Regions from separate parts of the Mus musculus genome. Here region 2 is linked to region 1. The links are chromatin loops, found by intact Hi-C in ENCODE. Cell type or tissue: gastrocnemius. All regions are shown on one strand.

Region 1 (8,000 bases):
CTTCCCCAGTCCCTGACAGGGCAAGCCATTCCACAGGTGAGGTGCACGATGCCTGTGGCTGCACAACTAACTAGTGGCCCCAGCTCACATTCCAACTCACCACGTCTTCCCTCTTGCCAAGGTCCCTGGGGCCAGGCTAAACCCAGGGAGTGCCGGTACCCACATGCCAATCAATCGCACATGTCTAGGGGTCTCCTGCCCCTGTTCCCTATGCCTGCTTAGGCCTGGGGTGAGCAACAGGTCACTAGACACACAGTGAGAAGTGGAGCCTATCTGCTACCATGGCTTTAGTTCACCACAGGGTGGAGAGAAAAGAGGAACAGAAACTGGGTGTGGGAAGAAAACGGCAGGGATTAGTGAGGAGAGTAAAAAAAAAAAATCCCAACCCCACCACCAGATCCAGGGTCCATGAGTAATCACAGGGGACTAGGCAGCAGCAAGCTTCACCTGCGGCTCCGTGTCCTCAGATGGCCACCAGCATGAAGGGGCCCCAAAGCCTGAATCCCTGTGTCCCTGGCCCACTGCCCAAGGGCAGGGGTCTCAGGGAAAGGGGCACGGAGTTGTGCTTGGGGCTTCTCTAAGCAGGTCCAAGATTTAATTCCCTCTTCACAAACAACAAATTAGGCACAGACAGTTTAAACATCCACTGGCCGGCCTTGGAGAACCAAGCCTGCCGACACAGAAGTAATAAGCGAAGAACAAGAACGTCCCCTGAGCACCTGTCTCTTGCTAATGGTGTCTGGAAAGTTGGGCTCCCCTGCACCCTCACAGGCTGGAGAGAGAAAAATGTAGCAGAATCAAGGAGGAGCAGGCCCTGGCAAAGCCCCGGGCTGCCCACTGGGACCCCATCTTAACAACGGGTGAACCTGCACGTCACTTCACCAGAGATAGAAAGAGCCTATACAACACCAGGGCAGGTGGATCACCCCTCGGGTGTATGTGTGTGTGTGTGATGTAACTGGGCGCCCCGTCAGTCCCAAAAGGAAGGACCAGGGAGGGAACCCCTAGGCCAGCTGTTGGCGAGAGGGGCAATAAGGTCTATGGAGAGAAGGAAACAATCCGGAACTTCAGGTGGGCTCCAACGTAACACCCACGGCTCACTGGAAACCAAGCATGTACTAGAATTGTCAAAAACAGACTTTACAGTCAGGTGTAGTGGTGGAAGCTAGTACTAAGAAGCTGAGGCAGGAGAATTGCAAATTTGAGGATAGCCTGAACTTAACAGTAAGACTGTTTCCCCAAAATATAAAGTAAAAAAGAAGTAATTTTCCACTTTTTTCTATTTCTGCAGGGTTTGGTTGTTGTTATCTCTATCTGCCTGTCTGCCTGCCTGCCTGTCTGTCTGTCTGTCTGTCTGTCTGTCTGTATCTATCTATCTATCTATCTATCTATCTATCTATCTACCTACCTACCTACCTACCTACCTACCTACCTACCTTCCTACCTACCTATCTTGTGCATGTGTGTGTGTGCACATGTACCACAGAGGTCAGAGGACAGCCTGGAGGAGTGACTTCTCCCCTTCAACATGGGCCATCAGGCTTGGCAGCAACCACCTCTAACCACTGAGCTTTCTTCACAGTCTTCTTTTCTTCCTTTTAAAATGGGTCTCATGTGTCCCATGTGGCCCTGAGCTCCTGACCCCCCCAGCATTTTCCCCCAAGTGCTAGGATAACAGGCAGGCACCACATACCCTGGATGCCTATGGAATATGATAAGACTTAAATTTTAAAGAGATAATGACTGAGTTTTGAAGACAGTTTTGCTATGTGCCACAGGCTGTCTTTCTTTCTTTCTTTTTTTTTTTTTTTAAAGATTTATTTATTATATGTAAGTACACTGTAGCTGTCTTCAGACATTCCAGAAGAGGGAGTCACTTGTTACAGATGGTTGTGAGCCACCATGTGGTTGCTGGGATTTGAACTCCGGACCTTCGGAAGAGCAGTCGGGTGCTCTTACCCACTGAGCCATCTCACCAGCCCTTTTTTTTTTTTTTTTTTTTTTTTTTTAAGATTTATTTATTTATTATATGTAAGTACACTGTAGCTGTCTTCAGACACTCCAGAAGAGGGAGTCAGACCTCGTTATGGATGGTTGTGAGCCACCATGTGGTTGCTGGGATTTGAACTCCGGACCTTTGGAAGAGCAGTCGGGTGCTCTTACCCACTGAGCCATCTCACCAGCCAGGCTGTCTTTCTATTGGATATCTTCCTGCTTCTGCTTCTCAAGTGCTGGTGGGAATACAGGCCTGCACCACCATGCCCTGCAATGACTGAATGTTCGCACAGAACCATACAGAATTTAATGAAATGAGATGGAGAGCTGGCCCAGTGGCTAAGGGCATGTTGCTCTGGCAGAAGACCCAAGTTCAGTCTGCAGTACTGACGTGGTAGCTCACAACCGTCTGCACCTCCAGTTCATGGGAATCGGACACTCTTCTGACCTCCGTGGGCACTGTGCTTAAGTGATGCCTACACATGGAGGAAAGAATTGTCAAACCATAGATTAAAGAAGACGGTGAACTCCAGGCTGGGGCTGTAGCTGAGGGGTGAGTGCTTGCCTGACCTGAAGGAATCACTGGATCTAATCTCTAATATGCAGAACCAAGCAGGGTGGTGCATCTCTGTGGTGTTCCGAGGGTTCAGGAGGTACAGGCAGGACAGCGAGTTCAAGGTGGGTTACAGACTGGGTTTGCAGCCAGGCTGGGATACCTGAAACGCTGTCACAAACAAGAAAACCCATGAACTTCAAAGAAAAGTATATGTAGGCAAACCACTGCCAAATTACTAAAATCCAGTAACAAAGAGAGGCAAATTAAAGATATCCAGTCGTCAGTGAAGAAGCTGAAACCGACAGCTGCAGCCTCCACTGACTGATGGAAGACTGAGGCAGTGGAGTGAGGTGCAGGCTCAGGTGAAGGCTGAGGTAGGCACACTGAGCTCTAGGCAATCTCAGCGATCCAGTAAGACCCTTTGTTTAAACTAAACCAAACCAAACTCCCCCACCCCTGCAAAGTAAAACAAAACAAAAATAAAATATAAACCAGCGTAGTCCTGCTGACCCGGAACGCTAGGACGTAGGAACAAGAGGCTGCAGGGGGCTCAAGTTAGCCTGGGCTACAAAGTGAGCTCTTATCTGAGACAAACAAGTAAAAATTCAACCCAGTAGATAGTACAAAGGGCAGAAAGAGTGACAGATGGCACCTACTATCCACATGTCCTGGGCCTATGGTGCAGGACACGGAGAACTACTGCTACTACTTGTTTGGTTTGGTTTGGTTTGGTTTAGTTTGGTTTCTCAAGATAGGGTTTTTCTGTATAGTGCTGTCTGTCCTGAAACTCTCTCTGTAGACCAGGCTGGCCTTGAACTCACAGAGATCCACCTGCCTGTGCCTCCCTGCAAGTGCTGGGACTAAGGCCAGCTACTACTGCTTTTCAACAAACTACTTTTTAGGACGTTTGTTAAGAATGTACTCTGTCTTCCCTACGAAAGATGCTAAGAGAGAGGGGAAAGAGACCATACTAACAAGAAAGAGGAAATGGAATAGGTGAGGTGCCAGGTTCTCAGGAGCAGCCCAGCATGCCTCCTGGGCCTTTCCCACAGCCGAGCAGCCTTCTCTCTGCAGTCTGAGTATGGTAGGATTAACAGTGCCAGTCAGACCAGTGAGGCCAGCTATCACCCACCACCCTCTTAGTGGGCCAGGAAATGTTGACGCTACCTGGACTCACACAGCAGCCATTTTTCTGGGCATCGTGGGAGCCAAATGCTGGTTCTGTTGTGCACCTGCACCCCTTAGAATAGGGTAGCTTCTGGGAAAGAGGGGTCTAGAGCCCTGGACTTCTAACAGTATGGCCCAGACCTAACCTAAATCTCAGTTGTGATACTTTTCAGACATGGGCTGGACTATGCTATCATCAATATCCACATGGAAGCCAAGGTCATCCATCTCTCCTGAGGTGTGAAAGGCTGAAGTCATCTGAACTGACTACAGCAGAGTCCTCTAGATGAGACCCTGAGAGCTCCGACTGTCAAGAGAAACAAAGGGACAAAGCCTTGTGCATAGCTGGCAACAAGCCACCCTGCACACATAGGCAGGGCTTGCCAAGGCCCCTCAGTAGCCCTCACTGTGGTTAATGGGCAAACAGAAACTGGTCTTTGTGTTGCCCATAGGGTATCAGGGTCACCAGGACACTTTCCTAATAGCTGAGGCTCAGCCAAAGGGCCTCTTTCCTTTCTACCTGTGTGCCATTCCAGTTTGTCTGGTCTCCACCAGCTTGCTATCAGTTACTAGTGAGCTTTGGAAACTGGGCCAGCCAGAAGCTGGGCTTATCTTACTGGCTGCCACAGTCCTTTCTGCTCCTAACTGGGTTTGAGGCCGACAAGGACTGGAGTTTGCACAGCAAAAGGAGAAGATGGCTTCAGTTCATGGGCCCTTCCCAATCTTTACAATGCCAGGGCAAGGGCTTGCTGGAAGTATGCAGTGACCCCCAAAATCCAAGCTTTCAAGTACCAGAAGGCAAAGGAGTGGGAGAGCCAGGCCAGAGAAGAGCCAGCCTCTGCCTGAAGATGACAGAACAAGCTAGAGCCCTGGTAGAGAGAGCCCGAGGAGGGGCTACAGTTGTGCGTTTGTGCACACCTGCCTGCACTCACATTCACATCTGGACTAGACAAGAGCTTTGCCTCTCCTGTGTGTTTGAGGCTTTGGTCCTTGGCATGCCGTGCCCATGTCACTCAGGGCTTCCTCAACTCCTTACACTGTACCAGAAGAATGTCCCATGGTCAAAGGAACAGTGAAGACACTCTTTATGACCTTTTTAGAAGGAATGCCAAGACACAGCACAGGGAGAGCAAAGTGAGGGATGGTGTGCCGGTCAACAGTGATAGAAATAACCCTGCAGGAAGGCTGGAAAGCGCTAGGACGTCAGGCCTCGGGCTAGACTCACAGCTTAAAAGCCAGGAGCTGGGGAAGGTATTTCCCGGCATCCCTTTAATATCTTTCAAATGCTGAAACACACAAATCTCTCGCATCAGTCAATGTATAAACTCACTGCAGTTATGAGGTAAGTCATTACACAACCTCCGAAAATAACATCTGCAGAGAAGGCTTGATGAGGGGTGGGAAATGCACGGGAACACAATGCTGATAGTGCTTACATCAGGTAGGATTGTTTAAAAAAAAAAACCTTCCTTGGTTTTCTGTAATTTCCAAAATGTCTAATCAATATCTGGTTACTATCTACAACCAGTAATGGACCAGAGGAAATGGGGGGGGGGGGGAGGCAGTGGCGGTTGAGGCAGTGGGATGGCTGTGGCAGGGAAGGGAAAAGGCAGCAGGTGAGCCCCTGGAGTGGAAGAGATCAGAGAACAGGCCCCAAGTGTACGGAAAGGGACCAGTGAGCCCAAGACCTCTAGGTCACTGAGCTTCGGCCACAAGCACCGGGCTTCCCATAAGGCCCCTCAGCTTTGGCAGCCAGCGTCTGAGTTAAGCCTTGGTATTTCTCTGCAGGCAGAGACAAAGGCCACCTCCAGTGTCTCCACTCTTGCTGGTCCAGGGCCTCTAGTTCTTTCCCTAAGTCTAAACTTCTTCACAAGGTTCAGGCCTCACAGCCTGCTCACTTCACAACACTCCCTAGATCCCTGCAGATCCCTCCCCTGACGTTTCCACCCCACAGGGCGACCCTGACCACCTCCTTTGAGTTTCTCTTGGCCTCTCAGAGGTAACCACACACTGTGCACGTGGCTCTGGGCTCTGTGCTATAGGCTCAGAACTCAGCCCATGCCGCCTCCAGTTGAGAAAAGAAATTCATGGGGTGCTTGGGGAAGAACATTACGGTAGCCCGTGGGTGTCTAAGGCTCTTCATGACAAGAAGACAGTGGGAAGGAAGCTAGGAAGCTACTGTGTCCCCAGGAACAGACGGTAGGAATGTGGCTGGGTCACAACAGCTACTTCTAAGTGCCATCTGAGTCTTTATGGCCAAGGCACAGGGCAATGTCCAGGCTAACATCCTGTTGAGTCTGTTTCTAGAAGGGTGCATTTGTATCTATTTCCCTTATCTCCTCCCCCCTCTATCTAGACCTGAATGGTGCTGCAGCAGGCTTGGTGACCACAGCAAGATCTACCTCCAGGCCAGCTGCAGGGGCTCTAGGTGTGGGCTGGCCTGGAGATTCAGGGGATATCACACACTTACATCTTCCTATGTGCCACACAGGTGACTGGAGAAAGTCAATGTTCTCTGTGGCCATAAACTCCAAAGTGAAAGGAATCTGAGATCACCTATCTGGTTCCATCTTACGATTGGCAAACAAGCACCAGGACTCACTCACGAAGGCATCGCTGTCTTTGTCGACTTCACAGTTCACGCTTTCTGCCTACCCTTGGTCACTGGCCCATCTTCTCTCCCTACAGATCCTGAGGATTCTTCTGGCTCATTCCACTGCCATGAACCCTTGTAGAGATAGCAAGACAGGGTGGCCAATCCTCGTGGCAAGCTTACAAGGTCACAGTTTGCCTCAGTTGGTCACCTTGGTCCCCCTCATCATCCAGTTCCACTCACAGGCCGGATGAGTCTGCAGGATCCCAGAGGTCAGCAATGCCCAGAGAGACAGCAACTGCGACCACAGAAGCCTTTCGTTAAAAAAAAAAAAAAAAAGTCTTTTAGTTGTGTGCACGTGTGATGTATGCCATCTCTGTGAGAGTGTCTTCAGGAGCCAGGAGAGGGTGCTGGGTAACACAGTCACTGGTGGCTGTAAGTCACCTGACCTTAGTGCTGGGAACAGAACTCAGGTCCTCTGGAAGAGCAAGCAGGAGTGCTCTTACCAGCTGAACCATCTCTCCAGCCCCAAGGCTCTCAGTTTTAACGTCCAAAGTACAGAGACACCAGAGCTCTAAGGCCTACCTCACACACATCTCTACATAAATAAATAACCACAAAAATGAAGGGAGAGGCAGAGATCTTAGTGCTCTAGAGGGTGACCATGGCTTCTCTCAAGACCCGCGAAAGTGGTCAAACCCTTGGCCCAGCAGCCCCACGCTGGGGAGATCACTGTGGGCAACAGCACCATACAGTGGTAAGTGGGACGAAGAGCGAGCTGGGAGGCAGACTTCCACCCCAGACCCAGACCTGGGCTGAAAGTGCCATCCCAGGGGAGGGGACCAGCTCAGAATGGAGCAATCACAGTGCCTGGCTCCAAAAAAATCAGAGTAGGTAATGTTCAAGGTGGGTCCAGAACATGGACACTGCAAACAGCAGAAGGAAGGGATGCTTCTGTCACTGGTGCTAAACGCTTTCCTTCACCATCAAGTGGCTGCTTGACAGACAAGCAAACTTTGTAACAGCTCAGTGGTGGTGTCACTCCAAGGCAGAGGAGTGTCTTACAGCTGTCTCCCAGATTTCAGGGAAGTGGGTATTCTCAAACTGCAGGCCTCGAAATCTCCCAATCTTCAGCCTTAGCCTCCCGAGTGCTAGGTTTATAGGTGTGTACTGCCACACCCAAGGACAGCTTATCAACAGCTAGCAGCCATTCCAGGCTAGTCACTGGTTCCATCAGCCTCTGCCCAGTGAGTACTGCCATCCCACCTGCTATACAGACTCCACCCTCATTCCCTCACAGACTAGCTGAGTTCTCTACCCATTCCACCTGAAAATCCAGTTAACAGGTGTTTAAAGAATTCCAAAGAGGGCAGGAGAGATGGATCAGGGCTAAGAGCACGGGCTGCTCTCTTGCACAGGACCCTAGTCTGATTCCCAACACTGCATAGTGGCTCACACGTGTTATCAAAATCTGGTGCCCTCTTCTGGCCTTGAATACTGCACTAGTGCACATAGACATACATGCATGTAGTTACATATACATACCTGCAGGCAAAAAGCTCATACACATAAAATAAAAATAAATCTTAATAAAGAAAAAAGTATTAAAAACGGGGCTGGAGGGCTGGTGAGATGGCTCAGTGGGTAAGAGCACCGACTGCTCTTCCGAAGGTCCAGAGTTCAAATCCC
Region 2 (8,000 bases), 240 kb after region 1:
TTGTTGTATTGTCTATAATTTAGCAGGGATTTTTTTTCAGTTCTTTATTATCTAAGTTTGCTTTGTTATAGTCTCTCTTAAAAATTAGGATATCAAAAAAAATTAGGATATCTAACATTTGATCATTATTGAAAATATAATTATTTGTAAGCTGATAAGTGAAACAAAGTTATACAGGATCCAGATGCCTTCCGTCATTGCGTTTTTCTCCATTTTTAACATAGAAAATATTTTCCTTTTTTATTTTATTATTATTATTATTATTATTATTATTATATTTCTTTGGTTTTTTCAAGACAAGGTATCTCTGTGTAGCCCTGGCTGTCCTGGAACTCACTTTGTAGACCAGGCTGGCCTCGAACTCAGAAATCTGCCTGCCTCTGCCTCCCGAGTGCTGGGATTAAAGGCGTGCGCCACCACCACCTGGCTCCTTTTTTAAATCTCTAGCTCTCTCCTTCCTTCAGAGACTTTATTTACTATTTCTCCCTATGACTTTTTATATTCATATTCATATATGATATATTCATATCTATCTTTCTTCCTTTCTTTCTTTCTTTCTTTCTTTCTTTCTTTCTTTCTTTCTTTCACATTTAAGCAGAATTCCAAAGATTTTTACCTGGTCAAAGGCCGCTCTCTGGGATTGCAGTTATGGTTGTTGTTTCCATTGGGCTGTTAGCTTGTACCTCAGGCTGCAGCCTTTGCTCACAGGGAAGAGGTGGAAGGGGTGGTGCTGACACCATGAACCTTGAGCTGGCATCTCTGCCCTACCAAGCCTCTGTAAGGTGCAGATTTTTACCCTCGGGCACCCACCGACTGGCAACTCCAGGCCCACATGCCCTGCCCTTTGACCTCTGCCTACTCTGGGAACATGGCTATGGGCCCCAGCGTGCTGCCTGGCTCTAAGTCGGAGCTCACAAGTATCAGGTCATCCAAGCCTCATTGCTTCATGGGATCTCTTAAGCAGTCATGCCATCCGTCATGCCTTTCTCACAGAGTCTCTACAACTGTCTCAGTTAAAATGCTTCTCCCCCACTCTCTCTCTTTTCACTGGTCTCTTAAGTAGCTCCCCTTTCCTCTCTCTTCTCATGAGAGTTAGGTATATCCTATTCTGTCAAATTTCTCTGATTCGTCACTTTGCTCAACTTAAGACATCACTTACAAACATGGGTGCTTCCTGTTTGGAATTAAAGGTGTGCACTAAGGGCTTGTCTGTATTCCAGCCAGAGGAATTAAAGGTGTGTGCTGAGGGCTGAGCCACACCACAACTAGAAATAGGTTTTTCCAGTAAACAAAACAGTGTGATCAAATATTCTGCAACACTAACTAACTGGCCCACCAGCACTGTTATATATAAGATGTGGTAACACGGCACACTTTGCTGATTGGCCACCTGTCTTCACCGTGGGAGTGCTGGCATTACAGATGCTCATGTTCCTGAACCTCTGGTTTTTATATGGGTTCTGGGCATTGACCTGTTAGTCATCTTGCTGGCCTTCCCAGAGAGTTACTGTAGACCTCAGGGAATGATCACTGGGTAACCAACAGATTGACACACGAGCACATGTGTTCATATACATGCTCAGCTTTTTTTTTTTTTTTTTTTTTCTTCGAGACAGGGTTTCTCTGTGTAGCCCTGGCTATCCTGGAATTCACTCTGTAGACCAGGCTGACCTCGAACTCAGAAATCCGCCTGCCTCTGCCTCCTGAGTGCTGGGATTAAAGGTGTGCACCACCACTGCCCAGCCCTGCTCAGCTTCTTGACTCTGTTATCCTGCTCTCTCTGGGTGACTTTCATTTTATTCCACAGATGTGTCTCTGTCTTCCTTGTTCAAGGAAGGTCTTTGTGAATGTAAGCTTGTGCTCGTAGTAGGATAGCAAACAGCAAACCGAAAAACTGCTATGAATGTCCAATAGTGATAAGTCTGTGATGAATTTGAGCAGAGTAAGGAGTCTGAGAATGCTGTTTTTATCAGAGGAGCCAGAGCAGCCTCTCTGAATAGAGATCCACGGGCAAGGAGTGATTCATTCCAGCAGGGGAGGGAGAAGTATGGAGTGAAAAGAAGAATAAGCACGGGGCCAGAGGTAGGCACATGTGTGTTTGTTATTTTGTGGAACCTTCAGGGAGCTGACATGGTAAGAACAGAATAACCAAAAAGAAAAGAGGAAGTGCGTGAAGTCAGCCCAGGTCCCTCTCTTCCCCACTCAGCTTAGTTCTTTGCTTAAAACTCTGATCTTCTAGCACCTTATGAGCAACTCAGTGAAGAGCAGTATCCAGCAAGCCTCAGGTTCTCACGTCAACCCCAGCACCAAAACAGATGTACACTGTCTGTCTTAGGGTTTCTATTGCTGTGAAGAGACACCATGACCTCAGCAACTCTTTTTTGGGGGTGGGGAGGGTGCGGCTTGGGTTCGAGACAGGGTTTCTCTGTGTAGCCCTAGCTGTCCTGGAACTCACTCTGTAGACCAGGCTGGCCTCGAACTCAGAAATTCGCCTGCCTCTGCCTCCCGAGTGCTGGGATTAAAGGCGTGCGCCACCACGCCCGGCTGAGAGGTCTCTATCTTAATCTGCAGGCAGAAGAAAACTGAATCCTTGAAGCCCACCCCACAGTGACTCACTCCCCCCCAGCAAGGCCACGCCTACTCCAACAAGACCACACCTCCTAATAGTGCCCCTACCTATGGGGCAAGCATTCAAACCCATGAGTATGGAGGCCATTCTTATCAAACTACCTTGCCTTTATGAATAAGTGGATAAAGCCAGCAATAATTATGACTTATCTGTGAGTGAAGGCAGAGGCTAGGGGTAAATCTGTAGCATACGTGGTAGGATTGCTCCATGGATCATGAGGAATCCACAGGATTTTACCTGCACTTTCCTTCATTTTTGTTCAGGGGAGATGGTGGGAATAAGCAGAGCAAGAACTCATTATTGAAGGCGAGTCTTTTACACTTTTTTTTTTTTTTTAAATAATCTATTTATTTATTACATGTAAGTACTGTCTTCAGACACACCAGAGGAGGGCGCCAGATCTCATTAGGGATGGTTGTGAGCCACCATGTGGTTGCTGGGATTTGAACTCAGGACCTTCGGAAGAGCAGTCAGTGCTCTTAACCGCTGAGCCATCTCTCCAGCCCGTCTTTTACACTTTTAATTTATCTCATTTCATTTGTGTGTGTGTGTGTCCTGTCTATATGGCTCTCCCACGCATGTGTGCACGCATGGTGCATTTGTACCTGTCCCTCTGTGTGTGCATGCATATGGAGGCCAGAGGTCAATACTGGATATCTTGGCTATCTTACTCAGTTACTCTCCACTTATGTTTTTGAGCTAAGGTCTCTTGCTGAACCTGGAGGTCAGCTGGGCTAGACCGAATGACCAGTGAGCTCCAGGGACCTCCTGTCCTGACTCCTGAGATTCCAGACGCTTTCTGCCACAGCCTGATTTGTATGTGGTGCTGGGATCTGAACTCGGGTCCTCATGCTCGTATCGTGAGCTCTTTCCACTAAGCTATCCCACCACCCCAGGAAAGCCTACTCTGTACACTGGAAACAAGGTTATGGACTTGTCAGGGAAGTATGGGGCGGGGCAGAGCTGTGCAGCAACCAGCGTCTTCAAGGTACCGCTGCCTTATTTTGGTAAATACTGTCTTGTTGTTTGTGTTTTGGACTAGGTAATAAGTTTATCACACTGTCCAGAGGTGGAGGGAAATGCAAAAGCAGCAGATGGCAGCTAGTTTTCTGGAGGGTGTAGGGAGGGACTGCTGATTGCACTGACTGCCCGATTACTCTAAGCTGCTCACAAATCCCCACTGCCCCTGCTGACTCAGAGGCCAGCAAAAGGTGCTTATGATGGGACCCGGCAGCCCGCTGGCTTTCCTAGCTCTGCCCACTGTGCTTTCAGTACTCTGACTTTCCTCTCGCCCCTCTTGCTCTTCTCCTCTAGTCGCCCAGTCTCCTGCAGTAACTGTCTGTGATCTGCACTCTCTGTCTTCCATGCTTCCTGCCTCTGCAGACACATCTGCCGGGCAGGTTTATGTTCGTGCCTTAAGGATCCTTTCATCTTTGTGTGTTTGTTTTTGAGGCCAGGTTTCATATCTCCTGGCTGGTCTCAAACTGGTGATGTCACAGATGACCCTGAACTCTTGATCTGCTACCTTCTCCCAGGTGTGATCACAGGTGTGTGCAGCCACTGGGGTCCTAGAACACTGGGCATTTGCGTTTAATGTTGTAGTTACAGGTTCACACACCTCTCTCCCTGCCGACCCATGTGTTTCTGTTTGGAAATGACCCGAGTTTTCTTTCTTCTGCCCTGTCCTAGCATAGTGGGTAATTGTGTAAAGTTGAGTCTCTGTGAGTCTCACTTTTCTTCTGGTGTAATTAGTCACTCCCTCTTCTACTGCACCTTCACTAGAAGATACCTTTACATTGTTGTCATTGGACCCAGAGCATCAGCACTGCTTGGGAGCTTGTTTGAACGCAGAGTTTTAGGGCCCACATCAGCTGTCCTGAACTGGATCTAGTGGCTCTGTTTGTTTGTTTGTTTGTTTGTTTTTGAGACAGGGTTTGTCTGTGTGTAGCCCAGGCTGGCCCGGCACTGCCTCCCATGTGCTGGGACTAAAAGCGTGTGCCGCCGCCACCACCAGCTCCTGGCTGATCTAGAGATGTGTGTGTTGTGCACAGGAAGCCCTGGCACTCCGCTCCTCCTCTCCTAAGCACAAGTGCGTTTGCTTTCTCCCTCTAGAGGGTGAGCTTCTGAGGCACCCGAGCCTTCTTCACCTCCCGTTGTCCTTCAAATGCTCAGAAGGGGCTGCTGAACCCCCCCCCCCCAGGGCTAAGGCAGTCTGTCTGTCTGTGATGTTCCATGAGTCAGCATACTGCTAGCCAAGCACATTCACCTGGGCATGGCGCTTGGCTAGGTGTATGAAGCAACACCAGGAAGAGGCCTCCCTTTGTCTTTGGTGTTTATAGATTAGTGGCAAAGATGCTCTTCAACTCACTGTTAGATAAGACACAGTGTGGTGAGTTCTATGGTGTGCAGTTGTAACCAGCAGCCTGCAAGAAACCAAAAGGACGATTCCTGCTTAAAGTATGGAGGGTTTGTGCCTGTTTCACGGGGAAGAATGGTATGTGATCGATGCATTTCAGGATGACAGATCTTAGACAGATAGGGTGGGAAGAGGCATTGTGGGCTGAGGGAGGGAGGCCTCAAAGGCTCAGGCATGAAAATAGCATCCGGTGGTTTCAAGAATGCACGTCTTAGAGGAGCGAGGAGGAAGGTGAGATGGGAGCCGGTTGTGCACGTGAAGTCTCATGATGAGGACTCTGGACTGGTAAGAAATAGCTTTGATCTTGGTCTTGTCAGACGCAGTGATTCCTGAGGACTCTGCCTTCCTCTCCCCCTCTCCTCTGCTCCCCTGTCCAGTATGAGTGATAAAAGGTAATAGGCTTCTCAAAGGCTGGAAATAGGCTAGACCGTCTTAACCTGCTCTTTATGTGGGGTGGAACCCCACATCCCATTGTCAACACTCAGCAACTCTCACTGCCTTCCTGAGTTCCTACCCTGGGGAGTCTGAAAAGCAGAAAGACCAAAGCTTCATCAGTAGTCTGGAATATTCCTTCTATCTCTTATTTTATTTTTTAATTATTATTATTATTATTATTATTATTATTATTATTGATATGGAGTTTCTCTGGGTAATCCTGGTTATCCTAGAACTCACTTTGTAGACCAGGCTAGCCTCAAACTCCGAGGTCCACCTGCTTCTGCCTCCTGAGTGCTGAGATTAAAGATGTGTGCCACCATGTCCCCTCCTCACTTTTTTTTTATTTATTTATTATATGTAAGTACACTGTAACTGTCCTCAGATACTCCAGAAGAGGGCATCAGATTTCGTTACGGATGGTTATGAGCCACCATGTGGTTGCTGGGATTTGAACTCGGGACCTTCGGAAGAGCAGTCGGCGCTCTTAACCACTGAGCCATCTCGCCAGCCCCCCCCCCCTCACTTTTTGGTGGAGTATACTTTAAAACACTGCCAGACCCTCAGGCTGAACCTGGTGTATTTGAGAACACTTGCCATCCATTTCCCAGCCCTGTGGATTTGTGAGGCTCATTTCTGCTTCTAACAAGCTGATCAAGGTTCCTCTGTCAGTGTTGTGGGCTGGTGGGCAGATCACCAGCATTGAAGAAAAAGACCCCCCTCCCCTCCTTGACAGTTCCTTATACACTAGCCTGTTAGAAGCCATCTGAACAGAGAGCCTGGTATAGCTCACTTATTTCTTCAGGACTGATTGTATTGGTAGCCTTGAAGTCAAGCTGTCCACAGCTTGGCCCTTACCACACCTGCTGACCTCTCAGGTGATGCTGGAGAGCATCACACAGTAAAAAAAAAGAAGGCTAATGACAGAGGACTGACTATGGTGACACATGCCTATAATCATAGTGTTTGGGAGACTGAAGCAGGAGGATTACTCTGAGTTGAAGGCAGCCTAGGCTAAAGTTGTTGGCCAGCTAGGGCTATATAGCAAGATCTTGTCTCTGAGATTAAAGGCATGGTGGTGATACTTATAACCCTAACACTAGGGAGGCTGAAGCAGGAGACTCACAAGTCCACCTGGGCCTCACTTACACAGCAAGTTCAAGGCCAGCTTGAATTTGAGACTGTTTAACAAAAAGGCAGGTCCTGGGGATTAAATGCCTTTATCTCAGGCTCAGCCTTTCTGCATTCTACAAAGGAGGAAGCACTTTGTGTAGAGTCAGTGTTGAATTCCACAGACTGCAGATAAGTTTTGCTGATTTGGCTAAGAGAGTCCATGAGCATGAGCAGGAAATGGAGAGGGATTCGGTTAGAGGTGTTGGTTTGTCTTAGCAGAGCTCATATAGATTTATTGAGGGAAGCATTGAGAGGAGCTGAGGGAGGCATTCCCAGGGCTGAGGTCTTAACTGAGAACTGCTGCTTCCTCTTTCTGGAGGACTGGCCCACTTCCTTCTTGGTATTTGTTCCCTGTGAAAGGTCAGATAGTAACTGTTTTGGCTTTGTGGGCCGTCAGTCACTCAACAGCTGCTGAGCTTTGTCAGTTTGCAGAGTGACTGAGCAGTGTGTACAAGGCCACAGGTTCAATTCCTAGCATCACACAGGAAAACAAACCAAGGTATGAGCATAATATGGACCATATCTGGACACCGACATTTGAATTTCTTTCCACTCTGGTATCCAGTGTTATCAAAGCCAGTGTTAACAGAGGTGTTAGGCCACCCTGGTGAGGAGGGCATGACAGAACACAGCCCCTCACCTCATGGTTCATAGGAAGCAGAAATTGGAAGAGGAAGAGGCCAGGACAAGACACTGTCCCTAGGGACACACTCCTCCAGCTAGGCCTTCCCAGATAGTACTGTGAGCTCAGGACCAGACTTTTAGCACAGGGGCCGTGGACCATGCTTCACATCTCGTTCACAGCATCCTGAGATGTCAATGCTTCTTCTAGCTTTTATTCCTAGCCACCTAAAAGTGCAAAACCTTATTGTTACTCACAGACCATACCAAGACAGGAGACAGGACAGAAAAGTAAGTGTGTGTGTGTGTGTGTGTGTGTGTGTGTGTGTGTGTGTGTGTGTGTGTGTGAGAGAGAGAGAGAGAGAGAGAGAGAGAGAGAGAGAGAGAGAGAGATTGATTGATTGATTTATAACAAGGTCTCTCCATGTGACTTCAGCTACCCTGGAACTCAATAGGTAGACCAGGTTGGCTTCAAACTCAAGACATCTGCCCACCTTTGCCTTCCAGATACTGGAACTAAAGATATGTGCCACCACACCTGGCTCCTGGACTTTTTTAGACAGGATCTTACTACATAGCTGAAACTATTTCTGAAATGTACTATATGCTTAGTCCACTCTGGCCTCAAACGTAAAACCCTCCTACCAGGCTGGCGATGTAGCTCAGGGGTAAAGTACTTGTCTGACATGTACAAGCCCCGGTTCAATCCCCAATACCAGAAGAAAA

The links. Peaks named below come from ENCODE experiments on the same cell type or tissue, not always from the same donor. Only the 100,000 strongest peaks of a DNase experiment are listed, where the experiment ranks them.
Region 2: it touches region 1 in a loop (2.5-fold over the local background); 2 of 42 quality-filtered maps call a loop at or near these places.

What each region holds. Positions count from the first base shown.
Region 1 is chr9:110,699,298-110,707,297 of GRCm38, reverse strand. The region is part of intron 2 of Ccdc12 (coiled-coil domain containing 12); the gene reads right to left. Among named protein-coding and RNA genes, the nearest start is that of Gm35715, 28 kb to the right of the region's middle. In gastrocnemius, no CTCF peak of the experiment used is centred here; DNase peaks (open chromatin) are centred at 548 and 4,089.
Region 2 is chr9:110,458,318-110,466,317 of GRCm38, reverse strand. All of the region lies in intron 1 of Klhl18 (kelch-like 18), which reads left to right. Among named protein-coding and RNA genes, the nearest start is that of Klhl18, 14 kb to the left of the region's middle. In gastrocnemius, no CTCF peak of the experiment used is centred here; no DNase peak of the experiment used is centred here; H3K27ac peaks cover 892 bases.